2 separate regions of the Homo sapiens genome follow, and region 1 is linked to region 2. A link is a loop called in an ENCODE intact Hi-C map of the cell type or tissue named here. Cell type or tissue: chondrocyte. All regions are shown on one strand. Each heading gives the region's core, and the rest is flanking DNA. Links, peaks and the distances in the headings are about the cores only.

What was found. A loop is a pair of places that touch in the nucleus more often than their neighbours do. Peaks named below come from ENCODE experiments on the same cell type or tissue, not always from the same donor. Only the 100,000 strongest peaks of a DNase experiment are listed, where the experiment ranks them.
Region 1: a loop joins it to region 2, with 2.1 times the contacts of the local background. A loop is called at or near these places in 4 of 110 quality-filtered maps.

Annotation. Positions count from the first base shown.
Region 1 is chr11:12,120,755-12,123,556 of GRCh38, reverse strand. The region is part of intron 1 of MICAL2 (microtubule associated monooxygenase, calponin and LIM domain containing 2); the gene reads right to left. Among named protein-coding and RNA genes, the nearest start is that of MICAL2, 12 kb to the right of the region's middle. In chondrocyte, for the core only: CTCF peaks have their summits at 1,083 and 1,285; no DNase peak of the experiment used is centred there.
Region 2 is chr11:11,930,184-11,932,985 of GRCh38, reverse strand. It overlaps USP47 (ubiquitin specific peptidase 47), which reads right to left. Exons shown (of 28, transcript NM_001282659.2): 14 at 2,235-2,290. Among named protein-coding and RNA genes, the nearest start is that of DKK3, 77 kb to the left of the region's middle. In chondrocyte, for the core only: CTCF peaks have their summits at 1,100 and 1,329 (motif pointing left); no DNase peak of the experiment used is centred there.

The DNA of each region.
Region 1 (2,802 bases), core at 45-2,544, 190 kb before region 2:
GATCTAAAACATTTCAGGAGCCAATACTTTTAAGGACCATTTAAGGAAGGAATGTGAGTCCTGGTTGTTAACAAAAAAACTTTCATTGATGCCTTCTGGTAAAATCAAGAAAACACCAGAACTGACATAATGGGTGTCAGCAGCTGGAAAAAATTCCAGGGACAAGAGAGATGAAGAAATACATCCCCACCTGACTAGAAGAGAACAGTGAGTCAGAAAACCATGGACATTGATGAATCTCAGTCAAAAAGTGATTCAGAAGAGTTAGATTCTGAAAGCGAAGTTTTAGAAATGCCTTAACCAATTTACTTTTATATATATGCAAGAGTGATATAAAATAAAAAAAGTATGTCTAAAATCTTAAAAAATTCAGAAAATATAGAATAAAAATTTTAAGCAATGGCAAAGCATTGTGCCACAGTTTAATTGGCAGCTCTTTTTCTTTCTTGAGGGTACATGAAATAATGGTATATCTTTCAGTTGATGGTGTTAGAGATTTGATTAAAAAAAAACAATTTCTGAAGAGCTATTGGGTGGTAGACAGATTAGACCTACTCTCCATGGCACCCAAGGGGAAGAACTGGGACCAAATGCCAGAAGCTATAGGAAGCCATCAGGAAGGAGGAGTTCAAAGACAGGATGGATCACCTCCCACCTATAAACTCAGGCTAAACCACCACTGTGGAGTCAAGCATCCAGTGGGATTGATGATAAGGCTCTCCCAGACCTGCAGTTCCAAGGTTTATGAGAAGAACTTCTCACCAGGAAGCGAAAGGTGGCCCATCGTTCTTCACTGCACACACAGGTGCTTTGACTGAGCCATTCCCTTTAAAAAGTCATTAAAGGCAGGCCAGGCGCGGTGGCTCACTCCTGTAATCCCAGCACTTTGGGAAGCTGAGGCAGGCAGATCACTTGAGGTCAGGAGGTTGAGATCAGCCTGGCCAACATGGAGAAACCTTGTCTCTACTAAAAATACAAAAATTAGCCAGGCGTGGTGACACATGCCTGTAATCCCAGCTACTCGGGAGGCTGAGGCAGGAGAATTGCTTGAACCTGGGAAGCAGAGGTTGCAGTGAGCCAGGATCGCACTACACTGCAGCCTGGGTGACGGAGTGAGACTCTTGTCTTTAAAAAACAATTAAAAGTTATTAAAGGTAAAAGGCACTTAGGGGCCAGTACCGAATGAGAGGCCTGCGGCAACAAGGAACCCTGCCCACATCTGTGCTCCAAGGCTCCTGTGGGCCAATTCAGGAATGAGCCAGAGGGGAAGAGGCCACCTGCAGGCCACTATGTGCCAGGCACCATGAGAGGTGTGCTACGCCCATTACCCCATTTAATCCTCACAACCTCCCCGTGAGGTAAGTAGCATCACTCCCATTTTACAGAGAACAAACCCAAGGTTCAGAGATAGTATGTGTGTGGCTTGTCCAGTGTTTACAGTGACTGAAAACCCATGGTCTGTCTGTGACAGCATGCTTCAAATTGAGAGTACTCCAAAAATCTTGGCTGACAGAATGAATGCACTGAGCAATCAATTTATCAATCAGTGAACAAATCAGCTTGTTCTCATATGGGTAGCACTGATCCTAGGAGAAAAAAGAAAGCAAGCCCATTTCAGTGCCCCACCCCAAATCCCATCAATACCTCCCATCAATAGCACTAAACTCATTACATTTGCTGCTTGCGGGAACAATTTATTCCATCACATAAAGCAAAAGTGTCCCTGAGACATACATGGAAGAGAACAGGTGCCAGCCCCGCTCAAATGTCAAAGCTGAAAATGCACCAGGCTGTGGTGCCTCCCATCTGCCAGCTTAACACGGGAGCAGGCGGAAGCAGAGCTCAGCCTTTATCCACCTCCCTGTGGCCACGATGGCCAGAGGGCTGGGAGGCAACCAACCCCCTACCTGCTCCACCTGTCCAGGCCATTCAGTCCAGCTCCAGGTTTGCCAGCCTCTGCAAACTCTCTCTTCAACTAGAGAAGGAAACTCAATGTGCACACAGGAAACCCAGGGCAGGATGCACTTGAAGGGGATATTCAGGTGATTGTGAGGCTGTGCAGAGGAGAGAATCAGCATCATTCCAGATGATGTACAAATGCTCTGACAGCCGCTGACTCCTACAGAGCCAATTCTTCCAAAGGCGCTTTCTTTGGAGGAGGTGGTCAGCTGGGTTCCTGCACCATCCCAGCTTTGCTGCCTCCCTCACACACAGACAGGGAACTCCTGCTCCTGCTCCAGCAGTAGCCCCCAGAGGAGCTCAGCACCTCGACTGCCCTATTTATTCCCCTCAAATTGACCTTGAGTCAGGAGAAGATCCGTGTGAAGAGCTTAGCCCGCAGCGAGGTGGTGAAAGTGAAGCAGACGCTGTTTGCTACACAGAGTCAAGAGCCACCAAAGCTCAGACAGCCACACTTGGGTGTACAAGCTGCAGAATGTGACAGATGTCCCATATCCTAAGACCCTAACCAGGAGTTCCAAAAAGGGCTGCCCTCCTGATAAACCAAAGACAACATTTTGCTTGCAGACTCCCTTCACAAAGAAGGCTGTGGGTCAAAAGCCAGGATACAGACAAAGTCTTTTTGGGGGCCCAGCCTTACTGCCCCCCACCCTGTTCCCCACAGCCCTCCTCAGTCCAGGGGAATGGCAGCTGTCTGGCAGTGTGCACCTCCCGTGAACGGAGGGCAGTGCCCTGAAGGATGACTCTGACTATCCCTCTCTGACAGCTTCCCACAGTCCGCTGGGTTCAGTCCACACCCACACCGCCCCCAGAACTCAGGGCTCTCCATGCCTCAGAGCAGCC
Region 2 (2,802 bases), core at 153-2,652:
GGATAAGACAGTGTCACTGAAACTGAGCTGCCTTTATTCATCCTGCTTCACTATGCTCTCATGGTATATACTTCTACTGTAGCACTCATGGAGATATATCTCCATTACATCCTTCTCTCAACTTGGAATACAAGCTTCGTCCAGAAAAGGGTTAAGAGACAGTTAACAGGGACACATGGTTAGGTCCATATCTTAAAGAGCCATGTATTTATTCAAAATGGCTCTTGGCTCCAGAACAACTCCAGTATGTGGATTAATATTTTAGAATGAAAAAGCTCTCTGCAACTTGAAAATAATTTCTGACTTCAAATCATGCCATCCCCATCAAACTGTGTGACCTTGGGCAAGTTTACTTCTCCAAATGTAGGTCTCTTCAGCTTATTAATATCATCTACCCCATAAAGTTACTACCTGAGATACAATAAAACTTAATAAATACTGCTGCTGTTGCTGCTACTGAGTACTACCCATTTGTTTACTATTATCTTTCCTGTGTTCTCAAAGCAGTCTTTAGCTGCTTCCTAACCAAAGAATGCAGAGTCATAAAACTGACACCTTCATCTATTGGATTTCTCCCTCTCTATATGGTCAAGATTCATTTGAATACAAAAAGTGATGATTATGTGATATAGTTTGGACATCTGTCCTCGCCCAAATCTCATGTTGAATTGGAATCCCCAATACTGGAGGTGGGGCCTGGTGGGAGATGTCTGGGTCAAGCCTCATGGCTTGGTGCTTTCTTTGCCATACTGAGTTCTCATGAGTTCTGGTCATTTAAAAGTGTGTGGCACCCCTCCCCCAACCCCGGAACTTGCTTGCTCCTGCTTTTGCCATGTGAAATGCCTGCTCCCATATTGCCTTCTGACATGACTGAAAGCTCCCTGAGGCTTCATCAGAAGCTGGGCAGATGCTAGCATCATGCTTCCTGCAAAGCCTGCAGAACTGTGAGACAATTAAATCTTTCTTTATAAATTACTCAGTTTTGGGTATTTCTTTATAGCAATGCGAGGACAGCCTGATATAATTTGTGAGGCTACTTTTAAACAATTAGTTAAAAGAATAAAGTATATGCAAAAAATCATTACTATAGACTCACATATAATCATTTTTACGAAAGTTTTTCTTAATAATTACAACTTCATATGTAACTCAAAGCATTCAAAGGGACAATATGAAATTATGACACCATTTAATAAAGCCAATGATTATTTGGCATTAAAAAGGGGAAAAAAATTTTATCAAAAACAGCATGTGTCCGTAAAAGGTAAAAGCTGTTGTTTCTAGGAAAGAACTCTAATTTAAAAAATATTCCATGTCATGTCATACAGCGCCCTCTGGTGCTTTATAACAAAACTAGAGTTGGGGGAGTAAAAGAAGGCTGAGTTATTGCACTATTGGAAGGTTGGGTCCACGTGAGGGACATGAATTACAATACTGGCTCTGCTTCCAGATAGCTATGACCTGGGTCAGCTTACTCTTTGGGGTAGTTTCTTTATAATACAGTACAAATGATTACTTCTGCTCTTAAATCTCTGTTCTGAAATGACTTACTATAATTTCCATTTATTTTTTCAATAATTCCATAGTAAATTATTGAACATTACTATATGACAGATCCTAGAATATACTTTATGTGAAAAGATGAGTAAGTCCTAAGCCTTGTACCAATTGAATTCACCATCTAATGAGGGTTTACAAAAATGTGAATAAAAACATAATGCTTGAAACAGATTTACTAATAGCAACGGTAGTGTCTAAACAAAGGAAATATACTGAAATCAAAGATTGTGATTATATTTTTTTTAATTATGAAAAGACTATGAGCAAACACATCACCTGTATATGTATCTGTACACACCCCCCTAGATATTTGTAATACAGCCTGAGTCAGAATTAGCAAGAAAAAACAAACACTGCAATATTTTAAAAGCAATAATTCCAAAAATGTTATCGTCCCTACATCAGACTGCACATAATATAATCTTACTACTAATAAACATTCAATTTATTTAATGTAGTTTTGTCTCTTCATATATTAAAAAATAATTCAACAACATTTTTTCAAGGTCCTTAACATTTGGTATTATTTTGTAACAGTCTTTGTAAATAATTCTTCCAGGCATAAAACAACTTAATTATCCTATCATTTAAAAGTAGTTATCTGGGTTTGCAAACTTACAAAAGAAATTAGTTTATAACACAAATTAAAATCAAATAACTGTAGGTAAACATACTTGCATTTCTGGCTGGATCCTTCAGTCTATAGATCAGCATATATGCATTTGTGGAACTAGTAGAAACATAAAAAAGATTAATAAGGACAAAAAGTAGATTAAAAAGATTCCACTTCTAAGCATGAAATATTTAAATTGTGATTTTTTAAAAAACAATTAGAAAATCATGTCACTGTTCACAGACACACTGAGATTTAAAACATTCCAGATAAGAGGAAAATCTGTTTCCTCTTATCACATTTAGAGAAGATTCCGTATCTCCTCTTGGTAATACAGTAAAGTCTTTAACAAAACTGTGTATTGGAATGTCTACATACAACAGTTAAGTCAGGGGCCAGCAAGTTGTTTCCAGCAAGGACCAAATAGTAAAAATCACAGGCTTTGCAGGCCATATGGTCTGTGCTGCAACTACTCAACTATGTTATTATAGTGTAAAAGCATTAACACATAATATAGAAACAAATGGCTATGTCAGTGTTCAAACTTTATTTCCAAAATATGGAGGCAGGTTGGATTTGGCTCATGGGTTGTAGTTCCTCAATCCCTTGGTTAAATCTTTGATGATAAA